Linked DNA regions of Homo sapiens: regions 1 and 3 are each linked to region 2. The links are chromatin contacts, found by Hi-C or POLR2A ChIA-PET in ENCODE. All regions are on one chromosome and are shown on one strand. Each heading gives the region's core, a stretch centred on a gene start or an enhancer-like site at or near the end of the contact. The rest is flanking DNA. Distances are from core to core; before and after follow the strand shown.

What was found. Hi-C counts contacts between places; a loop is a spot of excess contacts on that map. ChIA-PET counts read pairs that join two places held with the same protein, here RNA polymerase II (POLR2A). Pooled maps may share reads with other maps.
Region 1: a loop to region 2 is called in a pooled map, with 5 times the contacts of the local background. The contact joins two enhancer-like sites. A Hi-C loop is called at or near these places in 1 of 37 single-sample maps with no recorded cell type and 2 of 50 pooled maps. POLR2A ChIA-PET finds 5 or more read pairs at or near these places in 2 of 52 experiments (PC-9 and SK-N-SH).
Region 3: a pooled map shows a loop between it and region 2 (3-fold over the local background). The contact joins two enhancer-like sites. A Hi-C loop is called at or near these places in 1 of 37 single-sample maps with no recorded cell type and 2 of 50 pooled maps. POLR2A ChIA-PET finds 5 or more read pairs at or near these places in 1 of 52 experiments (A673).

What each region holds. Positions count from the first base shown.
Region 1 is chr9:6,680,637-6,684,104 of GRCh38, reverse strand. No RefSeq gene overlaps it. Among named protein-coding and RNA genes, the nearest start is that of LINC02851, 22 kb to the left of the region's middle. RefSeq lists enhancers at 379-638, 2,207-2,326, 2,397-2,686, 2,152-2,900, 2,807-3,186. Within about 2 kb of position 1,409, at least 41 of the 41 ENCODE cell types and tissues checked have a DNase peak (open chromatin) inside an H3K27ac peak, as active enhancers do.
Region 2 is chr9:6,183,637-6,186,927 of GRCh38, reverse strand. No RefSeq gene overlaps it. Among named protein-coding and RNA genes, the nearest start is that of IL33, 31 kb to the left of the region's middle. RefSeq lists an enhancer at 1,803-1,902. Within about 2 kb of position 2,032, at least 2 of the 41 ENCODE cell types and tissues checked have a DNase peak (open chromatin) inside an H3K27ac peak, as active enhancers do.
Region 3 is chr9:5,849,946-5,853,322 of GRCh38, reverse strand. It overlaps a transcript of ERMP1 not described here. Among named protein-coding and RNA genes, the nearest start is that of ERMP1, 19 kb to the right of the region's middle. Within about 2 kb of position 1,667, at least 5 of the 41 ENCODE cell types and tissues checked have a DNase peak (open chromatin) inside an H3K27ac peak, as active enhancers do.

The DNA.
Region 1 (3,468 bases), core at 160-2,659, 500 kb before region 2:
ATTGCTTGAACCTGGGAGGCGGAGGTTGCAGTGAGCCGAGATCGCGCCACTGCACTCCAGCCTGGGCAACAGAGCGAGACTCCCTCTCAGAAAAAAAAAAAAAAAAAAAAAAAAAGAGGCATTTTACTATTTTATATTGGGTAAGCATGGAAAAGGAGGCAAACTAATTTATTTGAGTGTGTAGAGAAGAAAAAGCAAGTTTTCCTTAACCATGGTAAGGTTCATGGCTGAGACTCCTATAACAAAATACAGATTAACAAGAGAAAAGCATACAAATTTGTGTAATATAAGTTTTACATGATGGGGAGTCTTCCTAAGGAAATGACCCAAAGAAAAGTCTGTGTACTTTTATGCATAGGTTTGAGAAAGTGGATAGTTGTGCAGAAGTATGATTGAACAAAGCGGGTATGATCTCACGGTAATAAATTGGGGGCATGAGATTAGCAAGACCTGTTTGTTCAGATTATTCTTGGTGTCCCTGTGTGACATTCCTTCCACCCTGATATAGGGCAGGACACCTGCCACATGAGGGTTTTCAAGAGAGATAAGAGGATGACCTTCCTAGGCTTTATGGCCTGCTTCAGAGACGGGTGAGGGAGATGTGACAGTGGCCTTCCAGTATATGCTGTTTTCTCAACTTCCAAGGTGCTATGTTTGGGGGTTGGGTTTCCTATGCCATATCAGTGCTTACAGTATGACAAGCAGCATGATGAGTGCTTTACAAAGCCTGCACTACATGTCAGGTAGTTTTTACTCATTTGTAAAATGAGCAATCTTCATTTTAGAAAGACTGACCAAAGGCCCAGTCATACAGATAGACGGTAGAATCCGGAATTGAAACTAGCTTCCTAAGCTACAATGGAGTGAAGCAAAAAAAGGAACTAAAACTAGGTCTAGGCTGGTAGGCTGGGTGCAGTGGCTCACGCCTGTAATCCCAACAATTTGGGAGGCCGAGGCAGGTGGATCACGAGGTCAGGAGATCGAGACCATCCTGGCTAACACGGTGAAACCCCGTCTCTACTAAAAATACAAAAAATTAGCCGGGCTTGGTGGCGGGCGCCTGTAGTCCTAGCTACTTGGGAGGCTGAGGCAGGAGAATCACTTGAACCCGGGAGGCGGAGCTTGCAGTGAGCCGAGATCGCGCCACTGCACTCCAGCCTGGGCAACAGAGCGAGACTCCGTCTCAAAAAAAAAAAAAAAAAGATTTTGAAGCATATGTTTCAACAGAGCAGATGGAGAAAGTTACGTCAAACGTCTTGAGAGGAGGACATGGAATGCCAAACACAAGGATCTAAAAACGGTAGTGGTGCTTTAATCCCACTGCCTTGGGACAGTGACGGAAATCAGGGACAAGAAGAAATACATTTCTTGAATTGGGCAGCTGAAAACCTAAAAAAATCGCTATCAAGTCCATTTATTTGTGTGTGTACATTTATTTATTTGTATTATTATTATTATTTGAGATGGAGTTTCGCTCTTGTTGCCCAGGCTGGAGTGCAGTGGCTCATCTCGACTCACTGTAAGCTCCGTCTCCCGGGTTCAAGCGATTCTCCTGCCTCAGCCTCCTGAATAGCTGGGATTACAGGCACGCACCACCACGCCCAACTAATTTTGTATTTTTAGTAGAGATGGGGTTTCTCCATGTTGGTCAGGCTGGTCTCGAACTCCCAATCTCAGGCGATCCGCCCACCTTGGCCTCCGAAAGTGCTCGGTTTACAGGCATGAGCCACTGCGCCCTGCCTGCATTATTATTTTTTAATGAGACGGGGGTCTCACTATGTTGCCCAGGCTGGTCAGTAACTCCTGAGCTCAAGCAATCCTCCTGCCTCGGCCTCCCAAAGTGCCATTTATATTTTATATACTCTAAAGGACCATGGGGCAGATACAGCACAGGCGGAAAGTCAGCTTTGAGTTAAGCCTGTTGGAGATGTAACAATACCAGGCAGAAACCCAGAAAGATGGGGCGTAGGGCTGGGTGCAGTGGCTCCCGCCTGTAAGCCCAGCACTTTGGAAGGCCAAGGCAGGCGGATCACTTGAGACCAGGAGTTGAGACCAGCCTGGGCAACATGGCGAAACCCCGTCTCTACCAAAAATATAAAATTAGCAGGGCGCTCACCTGGAGTCCCAGCTACTCAGGAGGCTGAAGTGGGAGGATCGCTTGAGCCCGGGAGGCGGAGCTTACGGTGGGCCGAGATCGCGCCGCTGCACTCCAGCCTGGGTGATAGAATGAGCCCCTGTCTCAAAGAAAAAAAGAAGGAAAAAAAAAAAAAAGAAATGGAAGCAGTGTAGGACCGAAGACGTCTGGGACGGAAGCTCACCCCCAGGAAGGCCTAGGGAGAGAGGCACCGGCGACGTGTCTGCACCACGCGTCACCGGCACGCGCGGTCCACACTCCAGCGCCGGGTCTCGCGAGAGCCCCAAGCGCGGAACCGAATCTGCAGGCGCGCCACTCTTTGCCTGCGGCACCCTTCCTCCAGTTCTCAGGGTGATGGTCGCGATAGTTGCACCAGCACATGAGGGCGAAAACCTCTTGTGCTGCCTCCCCGTGACTGCCAGTTCCCGGACCACGTTCTCCCCAAGAGCCCAAGAAGGGCAGACAGCCAGGCGCGCTTGGCTGGTCTCGGGAGGAGGAAGTGGCGGAAGTGGGATTTGGGAAACAATCCTGGAGTCGGTGTGCTACGCATGCGCCGAGGGAAGCGGCCAGGCGGGTGGAGGCGGTGACCGCGCGGAGGCACCGGCGGCCCAGAGGCTTATAGTCTCGCGCGCACAGCAGCGCGCTACGCGGCCATCACAGCACAGCCGATCCAGAGTCCAGTCACGTGACCCGCTCGTGGCAGTCCGTGTGGGGCACTGTAGTAGCATTTAGTGAGTCAGGCGAACCTAGCGGGCTGCCGCCCCAGATCAGTTTCTCCGTCAGATTCCATTTCTCCAGCGGCACCTGAACCGGCGCGGTCCTCTGCGTCTTCTTGCTCCCTGGGGATGGGGCCCGGAGCCCCCTTCTTCATAGAAGGGAAAGAGATTTGAGCAGGTGGAAGGAACAGGTGCCCAGGACGCTGTCCCGACGCCCACACGATGCGCTGAGACCTGAGCTTACCCTCGCGTGTCCCATCGTGCGGTGGTTCTGTCGCGGCCCTATGGGGAGGGACTCTGTCAGACGGGGACGTCACGAGGCGGCCTTGCCGGGCAGGGTATTGGGGGTACCGGCTCCATAGTTTAACTCCGCCTAGTAGTGACCGCGTCTTTTTGCGGTTTTCCTCAGTCCTGTGGCCGGAGACCTCTGCAGTCTCCCTCCCGCAATGGAGACGTCCTAGGAGGTCTTCTGTTTCCATGTTTAGGGAAATGGGAAACCTACATAGTTTAGTAACAAATTGAAAGAGTAGTCCAAAGTCTTCCAACAAAGAAGACTGCAAGCCACCATGGCTTCCCTGGCAAATTGAACGATATATAAGAGGAAAACATAATTCCAGT
Region 2 (3,291 bases), core at 783-3,282:
TCAGGATGAACTTACTGATATGAATTGGCTGTGTCTCCACCCAAATTTCATCTTGAGTTGTAGTTCTCATAATCCCCACTTGTCATTAGAGGGACCCAGTGGGAGGTAATTGAATCGTGGGGGCAGGTTTTTCCCATGCTGTTTTTATGATAGTGAATAAGTCTCACAAGATCTGATGATTTTATAAAGGGCAGTTCCCCTGCACACGCTCTCTTGCCTGCTGCCATGCAAGATATGCCTTTGCTCCTCCTTCGCCTTCCACCGTGGTTGTGAGGCCACCCCAGCCATGTTGAACTGTGATTCCATTAAACCTCTTTTTCTTTTTCTTATTCCTCCCCCTTCCCCTTCCCCTTCCCCTTCACCTTCTCCCTCCCTCCCTTCCTTCCTTCCCTTTTTGTTTTTGTTTTGTTTTGTTTTGTTTTTTTGGGGATGGAGTCTCGCCCTGCCACCCAGGCTGGAGTACAGTGGCGCCATCTCGGCTCACTGCAACCTCCACCTCCCAGGTTCAAGCAATTTCCCTGCTTCAGCCTCCCAAGTAGCTGGGATTACAGGTGTAAGCCACCGTGCCTGGCTCCTAAACCTCTTTTCTTTATAAATCACCCAGTCTTGGGCAGTATGAAAATGGACTAATACACTTACATATAGCGATCCCCATATTTCTGGAGACTATGGAATTTAGCCTCTGCTTTGTTTTAGCTTGCTAATAGAAAATTAAAATGTTAAAGTTTCAAAAAAATTATTCTACAACTTCACTCAGAGGCATGACTTGGTTTGGTTTGGTTTAAAGGTGGTATCCTTTGCTGTTTAGGAGAAATAATATGTGAACTAAAAGAATCCTTTACAGTAAATATATAAAACTCATTATTTAAAGAAATATAGCACCTGCAAGTATGATAACAGCTGCCTTCATTTAGACATAGCTTTGTCTTTAGCCAGGAACCTTAATTAACTCAGGATTCTTAACACAATCCTGAGAAATACAGAGTTAGAAAGGAAGGTTGTGCACATTTACTGAGTATCTATAATGTTCCAAGCTCTGTCATTATAACCTGCTGTCTCTATTTTATTTAGTAAGTTTAAGAAAGGTTTTGAGAGGGTCATAGAAAAACATATCATTGGAGAATTATCTAGAGAACCAAAAGAGGACAAGTCTAAAAAGAGACCATGGTGAGCCTCAGTTTCAGGCCATCTTTTCTTCTCATTCTATGTATTCTCCCAGCTTCATTTTATTCATGCCAATATCTATACTTACCATTTATTAATGAATGATTCTCAAATCTACATAACAATTCAGACCTCTCCGCTAAATTCCTTTTTACATATCCAGCTGTTTTCTGAATATCTGCCTTGGATGACCCACAGGCTTCTCTGAAGTGTCATGCCCCAGATGAAAGTATTTTCCTGCCACTCAGCTCCTGTTCCTTGTTTCATGGTCCAGTGAATGGCACCACCATCCACTCTATTGCCCAAATCACCTATGCAGTTTCCTTGGCTTTTTATTTTCCCTCACTGTTCTCTATCCTACCCCATCCCCCAATCTAATAAATGGCCAAATCCTGTCAACTCTATCGTCCAAATATCTCTGGAATCTACATGCTTCTTTCCATCAGCCACTCAGCTAAGCTTTCAGGCGTTAGAGTAGCTGATTAAAAATAGCCAAAATGAAAGTAACAGTCAAACCTTGACTCCCCTTTGTTTCATTTCCCCCAGTGGAACAGTGTGTTGGTGGAGTCAACTCACTGTTTAGGGATCTCCAACCAAAAGGCACCTGCAGTTTTATGGACCCTGGAGCCAGAAGTGAGGAAGAATGGGAGGGCTGCAAGTAGAAAATATCGAGTACTGAGTCAGAGTGGGTAAAGTGTCTTCAAGCTTCCCTGAAAAGAAGAAGACTTCCAAATGGAGGTGCCTGGGCCATGAATGCAGATATGTATAAGAGCATAGCTGGCCAGGAGGCCTGAATCTTTGACTGCAACTCTCCTCAGACACTGCAATGCATTGGCTCTGTACCAAGTCTGGTGTGGGAAGGGCAGCTTTTCCTATGAGGCCTTCCAGGCAAAGCCTTTGCAATTGCCTGTGGCTGGGCCTGAAATATCACACATACGGTTTTGGCCAGGAGTTAAACTCCTCACTCCTGAACCCCAGTTCTGCTACCTGAGCCCAGGCCACCATCCTCTCTTACCTCCAGAATTACAGCAGCCTCCTTAATGGTCTCCTTGGAGCCGGTCTTTGCCATCTTCCAATCTGTTTTCCATAAAGCAGCCAGAGGGATTGTTATAAAACACAAATCTGACCTAATCATGCCTGTATCAGTCAGGGTCCCAAAAGGAAATAGACTTTAATTCAGATGGTTCAAATGAAAAGCTTTGATGAAAGGGCTACTTACAGAGGTGTGGGCAGAATGAAAGAGACTAGAAACAGGGGAAGCCATATTTATCTGTAGGTCTGAAGAGACAAGAAATAGTTACTCAGTGAAAGCTGGAGCCACAAAAGGGCTGCCTGGCAGGACCTGTGTTCAAGGAGGGATACATTTACTATCGGGTGTAGCACTGAAGCAAGGGGACCCAGGGAAAAGGCACCGCATTGGCTGAACCCATCTGGAAGCCAGTAGGCAAGGGAGAGTGGGTGACAGACCCTATGGGGATCTGATTTCCAGGGCAGAGAATGGATCTGGAGGTATGGGAAACAAAAGAACCAGTGCAACTCTTCTACTTAACACCCAGCCATGTCTTCACATTGCATGTAGGGTAAAGTCCAAGCTCCTAAATTTGGCTTCCAAAGCCTTCCTGATCTGGGCTGAGCCTTTCTTCGCAGTTTGTATTACACACTTCATCCTGAGCTCTTGCTCTGTACTTTCGCCATACTCAACTTACTTTCGTTCTCTCCTATCCAGGCCTTTGTAAGGGTTATTCTCTATCCCAGAAATATTTTCTCCAACCAACCTCTCTTTAATCTGTATACATCTTTCTCACTTTTCAGATCTCAATTTAATTGTCACTGTCTGCAGAAATTCTATTGTCACATGGCCCTGACTAAGCATAGTGTTTTCTCATGGATTTCCATATCCTTCTTCCACATCAAAGCCTCCAATAAATTTCCAGTCACTCCCACTGTACTGTAAGCCTTGCAGAGCACAGATTGTATCTATCATGTTCACTGTTGTATCACCAGAGTGTGCCTGGTACTAGGAACTACTTAAGTATATATTAAATGAATGAGAGCTTATTATATTTCATGTACTTGCCATTCATTTTTTTTCATCGATTTCCTTCTATTTCTATGTTATGTTGAGGT
Region 3 (3,377 bases), core at 418-2,917, 330 kb after region 2:
GAAAGCAATGGAGAAATAGCAGTTGTAAGAAGAGCTCTCTGCCCTTTCCTTTTCTGCCTAGAAGCAGGACATAAATTTCCCTTTGTGAAGGTGGCATAAATTTCCACCCTTCTCCTGTATCAGAATGAAGAAAGTAACCTATCACTAGAGACAGAAAACTGGCACTGAGATGAGTTGGCATAAAGACACCTTACTAAAGCAACCCTTGCTTTCCATTACTTTCCCTGTATACTTCCTAGTCACTTTCCTACAATTTTTCACCCCCAGAAGCCCAAACCCGTTTCCTTTGTCCATAAAATAGATGCTTTTTCCCCTGTTAATCTGTCTTTTGCCAGTTTAATTCTCAGGCCCCAGACACTGAACCTAAGAGGGCAGAGGAAAAGGTTTTTGCTGGTTTGTTTGTTTTCTCCCCTGTAGTGAAAAGAACTAACAGGTGAGATGACCCTGTAGTCAGGAAAGGATTTTTATCTCATTTACAAAAACATGTTTCAGTGTGATGAATTGAATCCTATCAGTTGCTGTTATTAATTTTTCTATATCTTCCCTGATTTCAAAAAGCATGTTTGAGGCAGCTTATTAAAATACATACAAGGTTAAAAAAATAGATAGCTATCCTTAGGATTTGCAAGGTGTTCACTTAAAACATTCTTTTTTTTTTTTTTTAATGAACATTCTCATAAAACATTCTTAAAATGGTTGGCTTCTTTGCTGATATGGCAGTAACCAAAGATTCCAGTATTTGAGCACATAAAAAATTCTGCTGCTATGGTGGGGTACAGTGGTTCACACCTGTAATCCCAGCACTTTCAAAGGCTGAGGCAGCTGGATTACTTGAGCCCAGGAGTTCGAGACCAGCCTGGGCAACATGGCAAAAGACCATCTCTACAAAATATACAAAAATTAGCTGGTGGCAATGCCTGTAGTCCCAGCTATGAGGGAGGCTGAGGAGGGAGGTCACCTGAGCGTGGGAAGGTCAAGGCTGCAGTGAGCCTTGATCATGCCATTTCACTCCAGCTACATGACAGAATGAGACGCTGTCTGGAAAAAAAAAACAAAAAAACAAAAAAAAACACTCTGCTGCTTACCTGTGCCAGAAATAACAACATCTAAAGTGAATACTTAAGAAAAACTTAATGACTGCTTGATTACCCTTAAGATTCTGCATTCTTTATAATGTTCTTTGCATTTCAAAAGCAGCCTATTTATTGCAGAAATTTACTTAACCTTTTGCTTTACTTGAGCATGTATGTATGTTGCTTAGATAAAAGTAATGACATAAACGTCTATATAATCTTAGATTTCATTTTTACTTTGAAATGGGAGCTTTTTTATTTATAAGGTCATGAAAAACTAAGTGTTTTTATTAAGAAATGAGATTTTTTAATGGCAGAAAAAATGACTTGTTGACTCATTATGAAATCAAAATCTCTCCAAGCTTTTAAAAAACTACTTCAAGCCATTCGTTAAGTAATATTCCTTTGTAAATCATCTTAGATTTAGTATTATAGTGTTTTCTCAATTTTTATGTGTGTTAAAATCAATTTTGTGGGGTGTATGTGTGTGAAGGGGAAAGGTGACTCACAGTCACAGTACCTAGTTTTGCAACTTTCAGGCCTTGGTTTTGTAGCTCCAGCTGCCACAGACTTAACAGCTAGACTGATTCTGAGTAAGAACAAAAGGGTTTGACCATAGAAGGAAGTTCCTTTAAGATCCTTGTGAAATGGTTATAATAAGCAGGTTGACTCTTGCCCCTTGGAGAGCACCACCCTGTGTAAGGCTGATATGATCACGAACCCTCCCTCGCCTCCTCCCACTTCTATATATTATCTGTGTGCATGTGTTTCTTCTCTCCATCTTTCTTGCATGCTCTTTTCTTTTTCTCTGTCTGACCCAAGAGAAAGAGAAATGTATTGATGAAAAGTCTTTAAATAGTGTAATTAATTCATTTATAGCATGTCAGAATAAATCAAAAAAGGACATTTCTCTGTAAAAAATAGGTAAACAGAAACAAATGAAAGAAAAGCTATGACAGGAAAATAAGGTATAGCAAATGTATGCCATAAGGTGCTGTATGACTGCTAAAGGTGTGCCTCAGATTTGGCTCTGAGCTTCCTAGTAGATAGAGAAAAGAGAAGAACAAATCAATTACAAGATGCACTATGTTCACAAATTGGAAACATCTTGGAGGCTTTGCTTGATACCAGCACAGCATAGAGATGTTGGGCCTAAAAGGGCTAACATCTTCAGATTTTGTTCTGAAGGGTCTAAAAGAGGGAACACAGTGTGAGATCTTTGGGAATAAGTCAAGGGAGGATGTCAGGGCATGGGCAGTTCCTGGATGGGGGATTGAATTGAGGGTGAGGTAACTGATCAAAGCTCTGGAGTTTTCAAAGGATGCAACCTTGTTCCTCATTCATTCTCTATTCTTCAGAGTCCTGCCCTACCTCCTCAGAGCTTGCAAGCTAGGACATGGCCAGAAGGCTAGGGTAGAATTACAGGGTGGCTGCCCTTTCAGGTATAGCATTTGGTACCACTGTTCACAATGGCCATGGGTTTCCAACTCTGACTGCACATTAGAATCATTTGAGCCATTTTCCAAAATTATACAATTGCCTGGCACCATCCAAATTAACTGAATACTGGGATTGGGCCCAGGATTTTTTGTTGTTGTTGTTTTTGGGTTTTTCTGATGCTTCATCTAGTTCTTATGTAGAGTGAGAGTAGAGAACCACTGACAGTGAGCATTTTCAGAGGTTTACGAACTTCACGGTATCTCAGAGTCACAGGAGGAACTTGTTAAACATTCAGTTTCCTCAGCCACATGCTCCCTCCCAATTCCCCCAACCACCCCAGAAGGCCAGGGAATTTTCTATTTCTTTTTTTCTTCTTCTTCTTTTTTTTTTTTTTTTTTTTTTTTGAGACGGAGTTTCATTCTCGTCGCCCAGGCTGGAGTGCAATGGTGCGATCTTGGCTCACTGCAACTTTCACCTCCCAGGTTCAAGCAGTTCTCCTGCCTCAGCCTCCAAAGTAGCTGGGATTATAGGTGCCTGCCACCATGCCCAACTAATTTTTGTATTTTTCGTAGAGATGGGTTTCACCATGTTGGCCAGGCTGGTCTCGAGGAATTCTCTATTTCTAGCAAGCACTCAGGGTAATTCTGATGCCGATGATCCACAGAGTCACACTAGTCCACAGAGTGTAAAGGGGGGGAGACCTGGGCCCTGGCCTGCTCTGATAACAGCAGGCTGTGTGACCTTTTGGGCCTATTCCTTAAACACTCTGGGTTTGTTTCCTGATTGGTAAGAAATAACCTGTGGTGCCTACACTGCAAGGCCACGATTGAAATCCACAATCCCACCATGGATATGATTCTGTGT